2 separate regions of the Mus musculus genome follow, and region 2 is linked to region 1. A link is a loop called in an ENCODE intact Hi-C map of the cell type or tissue named here. Cell type or tissue: heart. All regions are shown on one strand. Each heading gives the region's core, and the rest is flanking DNA. Links, peaks and the distances in the headings are about the cores only.

The links. Peaks named below come from ENCODE experiments on the same cell type or tissue, not always from the same donor. Only the 100,000 strongest peaks of a DNase experiment are listed, where the experiment ranks them.
Region 2: a loop joins it to region 1, with 2.9 times the contacts of the local background. A loop is called at or near these places in 3 of 42 quality-filtered maps.

What each region holds. Positions count from the first base shown.
Region 1 is chr7:119,959,820-119,962,319 of GRCm38, forward strand. Dnah3 (dynein, axonemal, heavy chain 3) reads right to left here. Exons shown (of 61, transcript NM_001370806.1): 50 at 2,316-2,498. Among named protein-coding and RNA genes, the nearest start is that of Lyrm1, 65 kb to the left of the region's middle. In heart, for the core only: no CTCF peak of the experiment used is centred there; a DNase peak (open chromatin) is centred at 1,492.
Region 2 is chr7:119,841,809-119,857,980 of GRCm38, forward strand. It overlaps Rexo5 (RNA exonuclease 5), which reads left to right. Exons shown (of 20, transcript NM_001370778.1): 16 at 1,434-1,526; 17 at 2,040-2,256; 18 at 2,451-2,638; 19 at 3,575-3,693; 20 at 6,924-7,135. The coding sequence ends at 7,005. It overlaps Dcun1d3 (DCN1, defective in cullin neddylation 1, domain containing 3 (S. cerevisiae)), which reads right to left. Exons shown (of 3, transcript NM_001163703.1): 3 at 11,355-16,172. The coding sequence ends at 15,765. Among named protein-coding and RNA genes, the nearest start is that of Dcun1d3, 46 kb to the right of the region's middle. In heart, for the core only: a CTCF peak has its summit at 7,491 (motif pointing right); no DNase peak of the experiment used is centred there.

The sequences.
Region 1 (2,500 bases), core at 1-2,500:
CAGAGCACAATCCTGCCTGGGCTGTTCCCTTCCTGATGGTTCCTATACTTGGTGAGAAGCTAGGCTAGCACACTGAGTAGAGATGAAGAAGAACAGCTGTTTCAGAGAACCACCAATGTGGACCTCTAGCCACACACCTTTACGTACTCTCTACTCATTTGTGTATTTACTTATTTATCTGTCTGAGTATTTTCCTGTATGTATATATGTATACCACATATATGCCCGGTGCCTGGGAAGACTCGGAAAGGGTGTCAGACTCCCCTGGAATTAAAGTTGCTGACTCATGTAAGCCTTCATGTGGGTCCTGTGCCAGAGCTACTAGTGCTTTTAGACACTGAGAAATCTCTCCAGCCCACGTGGTTTTTTGTTTTCTATTTTCCTCAGTAATCTTAATCTGTTGATGCAGAAACCGAGGCTAGGGAGGAGCAGAGTTGGTCGTGCACTTTGGCTGCCTGGTTATAGAACAGAATTATAAATGAGCTGTAAAGTCACACACATCCAGGGGCCAGGGCACTGAGGCAAGAACAGGAACTGAACTGGATGGAGCTGGGGAGGCTAGAACTCAAAAGGTCGGCAGCTTCTTACTCCTGAGAATGGGCACAACCCAAGAAAGCAGAGCCCATGTCGCTAGAGTCCTAATTATTTTTTCTCCCTAAGGAAAAGCAAAAGTTTCAGAATTTTTACTTGAAATGACTTGCATTTTAAAGGTTAACTATTTCTGACTTCAAATGAAACATCCCTGAGTGTGGTTGTGATGCACACACTTACGGTCCTAGCACTCAGGAGGCTGAGGCAGGAGGCTCATGAGCTCAAGGTCAGTCTGGGATACCTAGCAAGTCCCTGCCTCAAAATGAGTCAATAGAATCTTCTCTGCATCCCAGGACACATGTGGTCCCCAGCTGCCAGTCTGCAACGTCTGGATTCATGGTCAAGTGCCATGGTTTGTGGGTCAAAGAGCTCTTGGTCTGAATCATGCCACTTGGTGGTCATGCAACTTTGGAAACATCTTGTGTCACGATTTCCTCATATGTCAAGTGGGAATAATTCGGTATGATGTGTATTGTAGTGTACGTAGGATTCAAGAGAATGAGCACCAGAGAATATAATCTCCACGAGGAAAAGGATTTTATTTATCTTATTCATTCCTACTTTCCTTGACAAAAAAAAAAAAAAAATGAGCCAGCCCATAGTAGGTGTTTAATAAATAGTTGTTAAATGTGATGAGTGTCTAGTATAATCATTTTACCATAGAATGACAAATTGCCACTAGAATCTGGTTCCTGGCACCTGGAAGTGGCTATATTTTATGGTTTCTATTTTGTCTTCTTTCTGAGCCACTAAGACCGCAAGTGAACCAACTTTCACAATCCAGGACATGGTGTTCATTGTGAATTCTGAGAACAGGGAGGGATCAGACCCTCTGAAAAACATCTGCCAGAGGTCAGGTCTCAGGATTCACTGGAGAGATGCCAATTGGAAGCCCTGTACTTTTCAAGAAAATGACTCATGACCTATTTAGGACAGATGCCAGACACAGGCTGCCTCTTGCTCAAACTCAGGCTTGAAAACGGCTGAAGGGATTCCCTAAGGGATTCCCTAATTCCTTAAGGCACATGGACAAATGCCTTAGGCAGGTGTCCTGTGCTTTGTCATATAGTCCTGTCAATGACCTACACAGCTCTGTGAGGCCATTTCCTCCTGACCCCAGTGCTAGCAACTCTCAGATATTGACATCTGTCATTCATTAGGTGCCTGTGACCCTCAAATGGAATCCCTTACAGAGAGTGCTGAGACCTGTGTAATTGTCACGTAAAATGCTAATAAGGCTATCTTCTGCTATCTGAATGTGTGGTGATCCCTTCTCAGAACATGGCCAGAAGCACCTACAAATGTGGCCCTCTAGGTTCAATATTCTGCCATCCTAAAAATATTTGTTCCATACCTACACACATGTGTTAGGGACAACTGGACAAAAACGTGACAGAGGTGAAGTAGACGGCATGGGGATATCGATAGGCAAAGAGAACAGCCAGTGCAAAGGCCCCGGGGAAGGAATAACCAGAAGGTTATTGTAGCCAGGGCACAGTGAATGAGGGGAAAAGTTAACAGATGAGATTATGCTGAGTCCCAGTTTTGACTCAGAGTGGGATAGAGAAGAGATGGCCCAAGAGCCTTCTTCACTAACTCCTAATTGGTGATTTGGAAAACTCACTCGCCCTTCCTGAATCTCCTTTGTCTCATCTGCAAGGTGGGCACAGTCACATACGTTTAGCAGTGTTGGCTCCCTGTGCACCTCTCGCCTGGTCACATACCTTGATCGCCTGAGAGATGGCAGCAGCAGCATTAGCCTCCTTCTCATCTGCCTGCACCAGAAGTTTCTTGGCATCAGCTTCTTTTGTCTCCAGCTCAATTTTCACCATCATCATCGCTGTATCCTCAGAGGTTTGGATGAGCTGAGGCTGAAGGGCAGTGAGCTCTACCTGCATGACAGCCACCT
Region 2 (16,172 bases), core at 6,196-8,695, 110 kb before region 1:
TTAAATATATGTAAAATCTTAAAATTTATCTAGTTCAAAAGACTTAGTAAGTAAAACCTCATATTTTTGGTCATAAATCAGTGAATGACTGTATTTGACATCTGAAGTAGTAGCATAAGTATAAAAGACAACATGACAAGAATTAAAACTAGAAACAGCATAACACTATATGTAGAAGCAGGATATGATGGCACATAGAGGCAGAGGCGAGACAGTTACTGCATAGTCAAGGCCTGCCTGATCTAGGTCTACGTCAGCCAGGCCTCCATAGTGAGACTCTTTCCCCAAGAAGAAAGCGATATCTATAAAAAGTTATGTAGTACGTAGTAAAGATGGAGGCTCCCAAGGGAAGGACTCCATCCCCTAAGTAAAGGAGTAGGAGAAAATGTCACTACATTTTTTTTTTGGTACCTTTAGAACTTGGAACTGAGACAGCTCATAACCTAGTATAACTATGAAAGTGAAAGAAAAACCCAAGGACTTCCAAAGTTAGTTTTTTTGTTCTTATAGCTAAAAATACAGATATTATCTCTGAGAATAGACTTAGAATTGAGAACTTTGTGGCAAGACTGTAACTACTTATTTTTCCCTGCTAGCTTTTTGTTGTTGTTGTTTTTGTCTAATACACATCAGATGGAATTTCCATTTCTAACCCTTCAAGTTTGCATAAGTCCACTAATATTATACAACCTTCAGGGCTGTCCTTCTGTAAAACTTCATCATTCCAAGCATCCCTACAATTTTTTTAGTATCAATCTCTTATTAGATATGTGGTTTGTAGATATTTTTTCCTATTTTGTGGTCTGCCTTTTAACAGTTCGGTAGTCCTGATATGTAAAAGCTTTTAACTTTGATGAAATCTAGTGTCTTTTTTCTTTTTTATTACCATTGGTGTCATTTTCAAAATTTTGTTCAAAACAATTTTTTCATAAAACTTCCGTAGAATAACTTTTTTCCATGATGACATGTAGCTCGGATGATTACAGGGATTTAGCTACTTTGAGTCGTAGCGCAGATAATTTGAAGATGTAGCCCAGGCAGTGGAAGAACAGCTTCTCAAGTGGACTGGAATGCAGTCTAAAAATTAAGTTAATCAAACATCTGGGAATCTCTCCCTGCCTGTGCCATACATGAATGACCTTAGTGCTTTGTAATAAATATGAAGAGCAAGTTAGACAATGATGAATTTGCTAGTTTTCCTTGTACTACCATAACAGTGGGCTTTGATTTTAAAAGGAAAATGAAAGTTACTGTCTTAAAACCAATTCGTGAACTTAGGCGATTTTATTTAAAGCTGACTGACAATCTAGAATCCAGCAGCTGTCTGGCCCATCACTATGGCAGCCACTATGGTCAAGGTCCCGTTCTCAGCCCCTTTCTTTAGCAGTTTGATTTGGAAAGTAACAATGGTAAAAACCTTGTTCTTTGTGCAGCCTTACTTCTCTATACAATATGAAGTCCTGGAAGCTGCTCAGCTGGCTCTAGAGACCATGAATGGCAGTCTATTAGAAGGTTCCTGTATCAGGGTAAGGTGGACAAAGCTGAAATCAGCCCCCTTCATCTAGGCAAGGTTTACAGCCCCCTGTAAGTAGGGACATTCTGGAGATGCCCAGGCATGAGACAGTGTAACAAATGCCTTCAGTCAAGACTGAATATCTTTAGTTTTATAGAATTCAGTTTGGGATAGACTAGAGTCTTCACTATATTCTTTATTAGTTGTCCTTATGCATGGAAGGTCTGTTCTACATGGCTATTATGAGTCTGCCCATTCCTTTAGCTTTCAAGGAGGTAAGATGGTGGGATCGTGAAGTTCTTTTGGTACAAGTAAGCAAAATTTCAATGGAGAGAGGAGGCAGTGAACTGGAGAAAGTATATATATGAAAATGTGTATTTATATTTATGTGTTTATCAGTTACATCTACAGTCAGTTCAGTGAAGCACTTATTTGCCTCCGTATAGATTAGGAAGCTGCAAAATTAACTTTCTGATGTCCAGCATGACTGAGGCTGAGGTAACTCTGTACCATCTTTCCTGGTTAGGTGCGCAGGCTTGTGACTGAACTTACCCTTGAGTGTGACACCCTTGTAAGAGAGCTAGAGCAAGATTCGGAGAACCAAGGTACTATATATGTGGCTGGAATTGGTGAAACCTTTAAAGAACACCTGTTGGAGCAGTCCAACCTCTTCCCTGACCTGGAAGCTGTGATCCTGCCTAAAGAGGTTAAAAGCAGAAAGCAAAAAAACTACTGTTTCCTGAGTAAGTCTTACTATTAAATTCATCCTTGAAGGAAATTGGAGATAACATGATATCAGAGAAGGGATTCATCAAACAAACTCTCCTAGATTAGACCAGGGCAGAGCTTCTAATTCTGGATCCTATCCCCATACCTTAGCTGTGGATCTGCTTTCTTGGCCCTCGGTAACAAATGTTGGGATTTTTCTTGCTTTTAGAGTTTAAAACTGTCAACAGTGCCCAGGTAGCCCTTGAAATTCTCAAAGGCAAAGACTGGAAGTTGAAAGGCAGAAATGCCCTAACCCCAAGGCACCTTCAGGCATGGCTCAAGGACATACATCCTGAACCAGCAATGCCTATGGGGCTTCGAATTGTACCTCCTCTCATGGAGAGGCACATCTTCAGGGTAAGTGAGTGTGTCCTAGGGCAGCATTAGAGTTAGGTAGCTGCTTGGGTTTCTGGTTCTGGACACTGGTCTTCTGGTAACTATGTTCTTTGGAGCATAGTTAGGAAAGGCTTGCTCATTGGCACTATGTCTATACTTTCAGGAGTTTTGTTTGTTTCTTGCCTTCAGCCCCATCTCATGTCACTCTCCAGCCAACTCTAGCCTCCCCCTGCCCCAGTCATATTCTCTCAAATCTCATATACTTTTGCCTCTTTAATATTCACTAAAATCCCATTCTTATTCTTCAAAGTGGTTCTCTAAGGATCTTGGAGGGACCAGGGTGGGAGACTGGAGAGCTGGCTAAGTCTTTGGAGATCTAGTTCAGGGCTTTCCAGAGTATGCTTCACATACAAGATAAATTTTGACTGTCGTAGGTAGATTTTATTGCTACGTCTATCTACTTCTGTAGTTTATGACTTCCATTAAACTGTACAACCTTGTCAGATCTGAGATCAGGCAAGATTAAAAGCAGAAATTGACTCATTTTAAGGGAAATGTATGTATAAAAGAGGCATATTTAGAAGTGTAGAGATAGAAGGCTGCTTAAAACTTGGGAAACGTTGCTCTAGCATCATACTTTACAGGTGAGAGACAGAAGTTAGAGCTGGTCAGGGATTCATCCCAAGTCACAAAGACACTTAAAGGCAAAGGCCAGGCAGGGAGCCTCATCAATGTATGGCTCCCTAGCTTAGGGCCCTTTTGGAAGATCACTTAAAAGAATCAACAGCAGTGGCCCTCTGCCACAGTGATCCTGAACACTTGAGGTTTATAGAGTGGACTGCAGTTTCAGACAGTTTTTTTTCCAGGGCTTCCTACGGCTTTAGAACCTGAGAAAGTCCTACAGTTCTTATCAAGGTGAACAGGAGGCTAAATGTCAATATATGACTTTGGTCCTAGACTCGGAAGGTGAACCACCCAAAGATAGTAGCTTGGCGTTGGAGCCGGAAGATTGAAAAGCTCTACCACAGCCTGAGCCCAGGCACCTTCTGCCTCATCCTGATGCCAGGAACCAAGAAGTAAGATTTGATGTGTTGGCCTCATGATTCTGACCCTTGGAATTTAGCTGTCCCCAAGGAAATACCTTTAGTCGAATTGTGTCCAAGCATAATGAGGATTTGCATGGGTTCTTATCATAGTTCTCATAGCTAGACATTACATTCCTTTTCACATGTATGCTTGAACGTATTGGTACTTCTGATGCAGTGCATTGTCTGAGGTAAATAGGTACCTAAAGTGACAACAGGATAAGGTTTCCTATCACAGGGCCCAGGCTTAGCTGTTATCAGGCCTACCCTCTTCACAGATTAGAAGTATAAACATGACTTCCTTGTTCTTCACTTCATTGCTACCTCTGCTTTTGAAGCACAATTTTAAACTTTCTAATTTTAAGCCTAACAAATACTGAAATAGGCTGTGTGAGTCTGGTCCTACCTCCTATTACATATTTTTAACAAGTGACCAAGCTCGCTGGGAAGATGGTCATAGTAGTTGAAAGACTGATTCTGAGTTGATAGCCAGTCATGGAGTACATTATGAAAACATATGAAAACAAAATTCTCCAGTGAGGGATTTGCAGTAAGTCAGTGATCCTTCAAAACATAAAATATGATAAATACTTATAAAATTAATGTTGAAACAGTACAGTTCTGAGGTGAGTGTGTGTGTGCGTGCATGTGTATACACACATGCCACAGAGAAGAGAGACAGTGAGACTTTTGGAGTAGTTAGAAAATTATTGAACTATTCTTTCTTAAGGTTTTCTTTGTTGTCTTATTCATTTATCTTTGGAGACTACATACATGTGCTCAGATCAGCTGTCACATGCCCATTGAGCCATTCCTGCCAGCTCAAACTGGGTTGCTTCAACATAAAAAAGCTGGGTTTAGTAGTGCATACCTGTAATCTTAGCACCTATTAAGTTGAGACAGAGGAATAAGGAGTTCAAGGCCAACCTCAGCTACATAAGGACTTTGGGCCACTGTTAAACGTATTTCAAGATTCTGATATTCTAGTAGTACTGTGCTACAAATAATAGTTTGAGTAATATCTCCTTAATTTGGGGGAGTTTTCCTGTATGATCTTGTTAAAGTTCTGGTCTGTGTCATTAACTTGGGCTTCCTGTCCTTCATCTGTGCCTGTGATTTGTAAATTTGGTCTTTTTATGGTTTAGGAAGACAGGTTCTGTCTACATAGCCCTGGCAGTTGGTATTAAAGGTGTGTGCCACATCTGGCTAGATTTGGCCTTCTCAGTTCTTTAAATCCCTTTCTTGTAGATTTGTTAATTTTTCATATGCTTTACATGTGTAGTCTAATTATTTGTATATGTGTGTATGTGTGCCACACGAGTGTGAGTGCAGCAGATCCTCTGGAGCTAGAGTTATAGCTGGCAACTAAGAACTGAACTTGTGCCCTCTGCAAGAGCAGTGAATGCTCAGAACCACTGAGCATCTCTCCACCCTTAATTCTTCTACTTTATCTTCAAGTCATAGTCTCTCTTCTTGATCCACGCTGCTGGTAAGGCTTTCCCGAGAGTTAAAATTACATTATTGAGTTTTCCAGTTTCATTATTGCTACCTTTTACTGAATTTAGCTTTCAGATCTTGAACTGTCTTGTCATTTCATTCAGTCACATTCAGTATTATCTTGGATTTATTCTGATCGTCTTTAAGTTCACTGAGTTGTTTACTGGTTTCTGATGGTGCTTATGATTTTCTTTTAAATTTAACACTAGGTAGTTTTTATTAGAGAATATTTATACAGGACTCCTGGGTTTATAGGGGGATATAATCTCTTAGCCTTTAATATTTATGTTTTTGCAATGTGACTTGGTCATGGAGAACAATTTTGTGGGTTATATGTCTGATTCTAGCCCACCTCTGTTGATTGGAAGTTTTGGTTTTGTTGCCCATGCTTGGTTGGCTTCAGATTGAGTATCAAGAGTTGGTAGTCAATCCTTCAGATACTAAATGTTGATTTTGGATTGGATGAACAGGGTTAATTCCAATTCAGTGGTAAGCAGGAACAGTAAATGCGTTGCATAGCTGTTATACAAGCCGAGCCAATTGGGTGAGCCAAGGTCTTAGCTAAGCAGGAACATAGGGTCACTAACAGTGAGCCTCAGGCTTAGGAACAGGGCAGGTAGGTAAGTGTTTAGGATACTCACCAAAGTTAGCCAGGACACAGTATGTTTACACCCATAAGGTTTGGTGTGGTGCAGGTGGGCAGGGATCCAGGAAACTCACTGGCTGACACATGGAGATCTGTCAAACCCTTAATAAGCAAGTATTGTGCTACATAGATAGACTCTGGGTCAGAATTAAATTATTCATGTTCTTACTAAGCACAAACATTGCAGTAATGCCTCTGTTAAGTAATTTACCAAGGTCACTCAGTAAGTGTAACTAGTCAGGCTTTCAACCATAATGATCTGACTCCAGAAACCTGCATAAAAGACTTAGTACTTACTAACTTGCTAGTTAACCATTTGTGTTTTACTCATTTTCTGCCTGTCTTGTATCAAAAAGCTCCATTAGTTCTCTTAACCCAGTCCTATGAATATTCATAAAAATGTGACCGTGAACTAACAGGTATCAAAGCACTATTCCAATAACATGCATCATTAAAGAAGCAATAGAAAGATTTTCAAGTAGTACTAACAAAGCTTTAAGTAAACTGAAAAGACTAACACTAGTTTCTAGGGACTCTAAGGACAGATTCTCATTACTGAAACCTGGTTCTTATTTGCAACTGTATGATTTAAACAAGTTATATCTGAGTCTTTCCTTGGAAGATGGAATGAATACTTGTCTTTTTAAAACTTAAAAGCAGCCCAGTGATACAAGTGTTTAAAACTGTCCATACTTGATTTTACAAAAGAACCCAGTAAATGCTGGTTACTACTATGCTTCTTTAAACCTTGGTGCCACTGATCTGTTAAGTGGCAGAGCTAGGATATGAATCAGGCTTCTTCACTGAGCCCTCTCCAGCAGGCAACTTTACAAAAGCTGCCTCTTGGTGTATGGCACATGCCTACTTAAAAACTTACTTCCTCAGCCAGGGGATAGTGGCACACACTTTTAATCACATCACGCAAGAGGCAGAAGCAGGTGGATATCTATGAGTTTGAGGCCAGCCTGGTCTACAGAGTGACTGTGTAGCCAAAGCTACACACAGAGAAAACATTGACTTGAAAAAACAAAAGGCAAAAAAACAAAACCCAGCATGTCTTTGTTTTTATTTATTGCAGTGCTTTTGGGTCGCACCCTGGCCTAGGACTGATGAAAATAAAAGAGGAAGAAGAAAGTGATACCCCAGGCGTGAGAGTGTGAGTCTCTGCACTTTCCAAGTGCCATTTCACATGCAATGATGGCAAGCCTCTCCCTCTTTCAGATAGCTTTGGGATACCCTCTAAAGTATATTGTCATGTTCAAAATTCCAATAAATGCCTAAAACTCAAAACATTTCCTCCTCTTAGATGTGGTGGTGGTGGTAATGCTGGGGGAGGGTGGGGGTGGATGAGTATTTTGTGTCTGAGTTTATTACACAGGTACTGATTGATTCCTGTAGCACTACCATTAAATGACATATACTGAGGCCAAGAAAAGAAAATCCAGCCAGTTTGTCAAGTTTCTGTAAGTAACTGGCTAAACTGTTGACTCCTTGGCATCTGTTAGAAAAGGGGGCCAGGGGGTGGAGATAGGCTGAACAAACATCTGGCAAAAGCAAAGAGAGTGGAAGAGACTTAGCTTTCAATCCCATGTTTGGGAATTCCTCCTCCTTGGGATATAGCTGCAGCATCACTCTTCACCAGCAGGTGTCCCCATCGGACAGGGCACTACTTGGAAACTGGAAACTTCAAACTCACAGTGCTAAGTTTTAAGGTGACTCTCACAGGTAATGCTGTGTTGGAAAGATGGGACATGGCTCCACAATTCCTAATCTTGTAGATATTAACTGATCCTGAGAAAGTAAATTCAGACACACACACCAAGAACCTTGCTTTGTATACACAGATCCTATAATTCCACTTGAAAAAGTGAGAGTAGTTAAGATACTTGTATTAAAAAAAGGGGAGCGGGGCGTAGGGTAGAAGATACCATAGGGTTATTAGAAAGGAATGAGTGTGCACACATCCCCCTTCAAATCCTAGCTGTTTTAATTATTTGCTCAATATAAGTTGAATACTATTAATTCACAAGCAGATGCTAGTATCTCATAGAATTATTATTATTTGGCTTTTTGAGACAGGGTCTCACTTTATGTAGCTAACCAGGCTGTCCACTATGCTGGTCTCAAACTCAAAGAGATCCACCTGTCTCTGCCTTCTGAGATCAAAAGCACCTCATCGGGCTCTCAGAATTTACCATGGAGATAACTTCACTTAGTTGTTCATAGTTGTGCATGTGAAGGGGTACTATATAGTTTTGATTCCTGATGTGTAGGGTAAATATACAAAGCTATGCATACAATTAGAACCCAGCCTGGAATGCTATATGCCAGGATGTTAACAGTATTTCTGAATAGTATGACAGGTAAATCATATTTTACAAAAGGCTTTGATATCTGAGGTTAAGAACTAAAAACAAAACAAGAAAACCCAAGCAAGCTTGGTGATGCATGTACTCTGGAGGCAGGGACAGGTGGATCTGAGTCTGAAAGCCAGGCCACAAGGCTACATAGTGATGCCCTGGTTTTTACTTTAAAAAAAAAAGTTCAGCATTATTATAGTTAGGAGAGAAAAGAAATAGTTCTGAAACTTTAAAGTTGGGCACTTAGATAGTGTTTAACCCTTAAATGTATGTAGCCTCTCTATAAGTTGGACCCTAAGTAGAACAAAGGTTTGATGTGAAATTGACACACATTTTCCTGGAGTCCTCCACTGGAGGAAACTTGGGCTAACTTGAGTTTCTTTTCCAGCTTGGGTTCAATTAGTATCTACCCCTTGAGGCTCCGGTCCAAATAGACAGTGCCTCTCCTGGACATAGACAGGCCTGGGTTAGAACTTTGGTTCTGTTGCTGTGTGTTTGGGTCATTCTGAGTTCATTTCCATAGCTGTATAAGATGAGGAAATACCTACTTTTAATAAGTATGAGACTTCAAAGTTCCATTTGTGGAACATGTCAAGAACAGCAGTAAAAATGCTATTTTCCTATGAGACCCTGCTTAAAATGGGAGCTCAGAACCTACTTCATGGTTGTTAGAAAAAGTCCAACTTAAGAGCACATAAGTGGCAAACATTAGGGGATTTTGCAAACTGTTCCAAGAAGCCATCAAGGCACTCTGAACCTAAGGCACTCCATTTCCTTCAGAATGGATGAGGGTTTCCCCCAGGCCCCAACTGCAAAACTGAAGAAATGGACCTGGCCCGCAAAAGCCTCCGAAGATTCTGCACACTGTGTTCTTCCAGCTGATGCTCCCACCTTTTGGAAACCAAAGCTGCCAACTTGGCCTCTTGCAAAACACACATTCCATTCATACGTGCGTTTGCACATTGTTCCTCCCACACCCTTCTAGGCAGCCAATGCTGAGCTGCCAAGACAGCTGCCCAAGGAGCAGTCTTAAGGAAAGGGCAACTCAAGAGGTTTTTACAGAACCCAATTTGGTTTCGAATTCCTGTCCCTATATTGGGATTGTTCAGAACACTAAGCTACATTTGTTTATTTCCTTGACTCTCTGAAAATGACCTCTTATAAAATAAATAGGAAAGTCAGTGTAAATTTGGAAAATAAAAAGACACACTTAACTACCCAGAATCAATGACTGCCAATATTTTACAAGGTTAAGTTTTTTCTGTCATTATTCAGATCTTTTTAAATAGCTGAATAATATAGTAAGTAATATAACTCATAATTTCTAAAACTTTGTTGACTTCTACTTTGCTGACTCTGAAGCTGCAGTTATGTCTTTACACAGCTTCTAAGAGAAAAGCTACTGTATTAATGCACGTTAATGGTTCTTTTAATTACAGAAAGATATTTCTGTTTGCCAGCATTGCCTCAATTCTCTGCCACTGTGATGCATTAAAGAACAATTTCAGATGTTCAACTACTATTTTCTGGAGTACCATTTAGATTGGGCATTCAGCTTTTCAGAAGCTTCTTCTCTTTTTTTGTTGTTGTTGTTTTTGTTTTTTGTTTTTTTTTTCGAGACAGGGTTTCTCTGTATAGCCCTGGCTGTCCTGGAACTCACTCTGTAGACCAGGCTGGCCTCGAACTCAGAAATCTGCCTGCCTTTGCCTCCCAAGTGCTAGGATCAAAGGCGTGTGCCACCATGCCGGGCTATTTTTCAGAAGCTTCTTGGCTAGATATTCTTCAGTGGCTGGTATATATCTGTTGCCTGTTCTAATGCGAAGCCAACTGCTTTTACGGATGAAATATGGTGTCCCTTTGTCAGTGCTTCTAGGTTGGGTGGTGGTGGCAGCGCACGCCTTTAATCCCAGCAAAGGCCAAGGCAGCCAGATCTGAGTTTGAGGCCAGCTTGGTCTACAAGAATGAGTTCCAGGATAGCCAGGGCTACACAGAGAAACCCTGTCTCAAAAAAAAATAATGTGCTTCTAGCTTGCTTTTTAAAGCATGGAAATCTTGTAATTTAAAGTCCTAATTCATGTAAGTATCCACTGGCCAATTGTATTTCTAATGACTTGACCTTTATTCTTCCTGACACTACCTTGACATACAGCAGCTTCTTCTCATATATAGATAAATTTATCCAATTATATACTTTTTTTCTTTTATAATTTGGGTCAAAACCCAGGCCTAGAGGGATGACTTCTAGAGCCAATTTAGCAATCTGCTTTGAGGATTCACTAGGAGAGGCCAGAATTAAAGTGATTCTTCTCTATCCCTCTGGACTTTTTAGCATACTTCCTTGGTAGAATTCCATTCCACGTGCAATTAAGCTCATCTGGTAACTGTATAAAATTTTTTTTTGCCAATCGTTTTAGTTGAAAATAGGGTTTTATCATCTTGTAATCCATTCACCACTCTGTTAACATTCAGTTGGGTGTCTTCCTGTCCACTCTACTACTGTAGAGCCTATCTGTGCTTAATAGAAGGGACAAAGCACAGAAGAAACAAGCCCAGGAGTCAATGAGAGGATTGTGGAGCAAGGGTAAGTTTTCTAGGGAGTGTAGTCAACCTTCCCAACTGAAAGGGCTTATCTAATCCCCACCCCACTAAGAGAGGAAAGGTCAAATATCATCCCCCACAACAGCTGTGCCCACAACCACCACCACCACACAATACCCTTAACATCTTTTTGATGAACCTTAAGGAGGCTTAACTATGAGGCACTAACTATGAGATATCATGGGTGTTTCACAGACTTTTTCTTAAATCCTAATACCAATGCCCTTTATTTTGCAGATGAATTAAAAAATAAACTTAATCATTGCAAGCCTAATTAGACCTAGGGACCACCCATGTATTTAACATAGAGCTCAAAACTGTCTTTTTATTTCTCATGGGAACTGTGATACCTAAGGTAAGAAAGATGATTTCAGTAATGGGCATCTAAGCAAGCATTCATGTGCATGGAGGAAGACTCCTATCCTACATGGGTCATTTTCCTAAGTTGTTAATATAGCATAGCATCACATTGGAAAAGGTTCCCAATGGGTTGATAAACTTTACCTCAGAATAAATTCACTGTTTTTTGTTTTCTGCAGAAATATCAATAATTAGGTAAACAAATTTATTGAATTCAACAGCAGATAACCTTCAAAAAAAAAAAAGGAAAAAATACTGTAGACATAAAAGAGAAAGATGTGTATATCAAGTTAATATTCAGGGGGCTATTTGAAGAGTGCAACAGTGCAGAGAATACAAAAGTATTAACTTTTGTCAAGTTTGTACAACCTCAGGGAAGGTACGAAGGTCACAAACCAAGAGGGATCCACAAAGGTAGAAGGTCACATGAGCAGTGTCTCATCACCTCAGAGGATTAAGACAGGATATATGCAAGACCAATTCAACCAAGCCCTGATTGCCTATTGCTTCAAATTCCCTCTTCAAAACCTAGAACCATATTCAGTGCAGCAGGGAAGAGCAGTTAACAGATTCTGAGGTCTGGGGACCAGGACCAGAGAAAAGAGAATTCTTCTGTAGCAAATATATTTGTGCTGAGAGAAAAACAGCAGCTGCTAAATGGCTTCTTTTGGCAATGCTCAGGATATGTGATGGAAGTAGGTATCTATGAGAGCAGGCTGGGTTTCCAAGAGAAACAGAACATGATGCCCCAACACCTGAATCAGAACTTGGTTTTTCAGCTAATCAAACCACCTCAGCATCTGTGCCCAATGCTCAAGCATCCTTCTCTGAAATAAAGAGGAGAGGGGCTGAGACCAGGGGCGACTCCTGGTGAGCATCCCCAGCATGTAGTCCTGGGCCAGGTCAAACTGGTATGGGCTGCAATTACAGCTTACCAAGGAAACTCTGAATAAGAGTGTGGCAAGAACCTATCCTCTACGTGACCCAGAAGAAAAGATCAGTGTCACATGACCTTAAATAATCCTAATCAACGTATTTTGATAACTTTGTCCTTTCAAGTATTTAAGCTAAGTACTGCTTTAGTCCTCCAGGTAAGACCTCTGTCTGTTACCAAGATGTTCAGGTCATCACTAGCCATCCTAACATACATAGGAGATTAAGTGGTGAGAGGGGATAAAAACCTTTTAACAGTAGTTCTCTATCCCTTACATAACTGTATAACTAGGTCTACCTGCTGCACTGAAGACCCCACTTGAAATACAGCAGACTATACATTCCAATAAACACATCTTTTGCTTTGTTAGTTTTTGGACAAGTCTTTATCTTAGCAACTTCCCACCAATGTGCAGTCTACGTACATAATCTATGGGATCCCATAACCTGATCTGGCCTGGAGACCACACCCTAGGAGACAGTACTGTTTCAAGCTAATTCTGTGTGCATGGTAATTCTTCACTGCCCTTCTAATATGAACAGTACTGCTTTGCACATTTTCTGTTATCTTTCCCTTGGCCCAAAGTGTTGGCTGAAATTTGGATTTTCAGTCAGCTCTGAGAACTTCTTTATCAGATAGGTACATACAGACTTCTGGACCCAACAGACATGTTGGCGCATCTGCCACAATGAAGAGAGAGCTGCTGAAGCAACCCCCAGAAGTACAGCAAAGCGTCAATGAGAATGATACATTCAAGTTTGGCAAGGAAGACTAAGGGAAAGAATTCAATAAAGTAACTTTTTATCTCATATCAGCTTGCTAATAAGTTACTAAAGAATTACCATGGAAACTCAAAAAGTCATTTGCCCAAAGTATGCAATTTCCAACGGTCTGTGTAGTAATGCTTAGACATTGCAGAATTCCAAAATGGCACCCTGATATCACCCCTTCCCAAATCACCTGAAGCCACAAAGCTAGCTAACCTGAGGAGCAATTTGGCTCCCAGCCACTGCTCATCCACCCAATAAGCAGCAAGCCTATCTGAGGGTGAGTGAAACAGAAACTTTTGTTTCCCAGAAGTGTTAACTGCAAACCTTACACCTCACTGAGAATCTCTTGGCAAAGCAAAGCAACTACACAGAAAACCCAAAGTCCCTCCCTGAATACTGTTCCTTTCTCTGGTTTCTCAACAACAGATGATTAAAAATATAATCACAATTTCTAAATGGCTGGGGTTGGGGTGCAGGCATTGGGATTGGAGAAACTGAGCAGTTAAAAAAACCTCTACCCAATGAGGAAAAGATCTAGTTCCTTGAGTCCATGGGGCCCTTGGCAAACTCCCTCTTGGCACTTTCCCCACATACACCCTTTCTTATCTGGGACAGAAAGTCTTACCTAACTCCACCTCTTCCCTCATTAGATTTCTACCTAATCCTGAATTAGGAACAACTAACTGGCTAGATGAGATCTTAACCAAATGTTATAATGTAGCTGTGCCCTCAGAAACTACTGGGCTCCTGGATTCTTACTCAAGGATTTCATCTTATTCTGGCTAGAAAAAAAAGGGGTACATCTGGCCCAACAGCCACTTGGGCCTTCCAGCACTATCGTAAGTCTGTGGCTGATATTCATCATCTCATCCCTCAAGGAAGGACAATTGTGAGGCTTACAAAAATGTTCCCTGTGTCAATACCGACTTTAAGAAATATGACTGTCATCTCCTTAAATAATCATTTTTATAAAGATAAGTGCCTAGAGCTATAAGACTCATGAAGAACTCAAAGCATGCAATTCTTACCCAGGTTGAGAAACATGTACCCAGGATTTGGGGTAGACTAATCAAGGGAGGAAATTCCAAATATTTAATAGACACTTTTTCATTGTATCAAGAGTATAAATATTTTTGTAACTTTTATTTATTAAAAGATTCCCTTTTAAATCTGTTCCGAAATGTTGGAAGCTGAACTGTACAAGCTCCTGCCACCCACTTTCCAGTACATTTTTGAGAATATTTTTTAAGGGGAAATTATCAAGATGGTACTTTAGTGGAATAAGGTAGGACAGAGTCAGCTCTTCAGGCCCCAGTGGCAGCTTGACCAAAGCTGGCCTTGTAGAGTGAGCATGGAGTCTAGAGAACTGGTTCCTCCTTCGGCAAGCAAATTCATTCATGTTCTTTTTAGTGAAAAAGTCTAAATTAATATACAATAGCCTCCGTTTATGATGCTCCCTGGCATCTTCTTAAACTACAGATTGAAGGCAGCTCCCTCTTTCATGGCCAGTTTTAGCAGACAAACAAAGGGATATAGATACATATATGTGTATATATATATATTTTATAAAGGTAAAATATATACATATCTTATATATGTATATATACATGTCTGGGGTAAGGGAAAGAGAAGAGGGTCATGTAAACCTAAACAGTCACCACGTTACCCCAACCGAGCTTGACATTAACAAAAAGACAATAAATAATTCCTAGGGGTTAAGTGACAACGTGGGCGCAGCAAAGAGGGAGAGGGCACACAATTTAATGATTCAATACACGTGGATAATTTGTTTGGCAGAGTTCAGGCCAGCCTCAGGCTTCTGCACTTGCCAGACAAGTAAGCTAATGATACTCAACAAAACTAGAGAAAAAACAGTTTGAAGCAGAGCTCCATGCCACCGCTTTCTTTCAGGTCGGCTGGCAGGCACACTTTTCTCACCACCCAGAACGGAAACTTTGGCTCCAAGGCAAATGAAAAGGGGAGAAAAAGAAGTATTTCCACTTATGACATGAAAATACAAAAACATCAAAGAAAACTATCAAAGAAGTCTACTTCCAGCAAAACTGAGGTAGCACTGCTTTCTCTGCATTCAATGCTTAAGTGGTTTTCAGTACAATGTGTTCTAACAAAACAAAACAAAACTGCTCACTTGACTGACAGGTACAGCATGATGATGGGTAAGTTAAATATGAAATGCAATAGGTCAAAGAAGGAATGAGCAAGAAGTGAGGGAGACAGGGCTTTGGATAAATTAGCTTAAAGGGACGGGGTGGGGTGTCAGACTGCAAATGCTCTTGACTGGCCTTGGCCTTGGCTCTCCAAGAGCTCCAAACTGTCTGGAAATTAATGCAATGTGGCTAACAGTTAACACTGCTATATTCATATCTGTGTAAATCTTTTAAAATAATTATTACAACCTAAATTCAACCATGTAAACAGCACTACACACAGTACAGACCTGCCCTGAAAAATAATATGCAAAACTGAGGTCTGGCACTGCATCATTTTGTAATGTTAATTCAACCTAACAACCCACTCCCAACCCGGGCTACACCCTCCCCTCCCCCACAAAACAAATCCTATCAAGTTGTGCAAGAAATGGCAGGCTTATTCTATCTGAAGGCTTCAAAAAAAGGTACACAACATGTAGCCAGGTTCAAATATTTTGGGGGATTTCCCACCCCCAAAAAAGAAATAACCAAAATAACAAAAAAAAAAAAAAATGAAGAAAGTGCCTAAAACATGATACAGCATTTTAGAGCCCTTTCAAATACAAGGCAGAGAAAGGTGTAAAGTAGAAAATATCCGGATCTTCAGTAATTTCCAGAAAGGTCCAATTCCTCATTTGGCTGCAGGGCAGCAGGCAGATCCTCAGTGCTGCTCCTGGAACAGAGCGGCTAAGTCTGCTCTTCTGGACACAAGCCCTCTTGCCCTGAGCTGAGTGTACCTCTCCCTTCCACTTCTCTTTTCCTTCTCTCCATTTCCCACTCCACAAAGGTATCAAAGAGACTCGGCCAGGCCTCATCTTCACTGTAGTTGCTGAGGTCGGGGCCAATCACCTGAGTGAAGTTAAGAAACATGTTCCAAGTGTCCCGGGAGATGCCCTTGATTCCCGAAGGGTTCTCTGTTAGGAAATTTAGCCACTGGTCCAATACTGGAGGATTGTTCTGTGTAAATACTAGTTTCCATAGGGCAATGGCTATTTCACGATGCAGTGACCGCTGCCCTTCTTCAGAGTCCAGGCCAAACTGAAATGTAAACCGGTAGAGATCCTTGAATTTATCTTCTTGTTTGGCTTCTGTTAA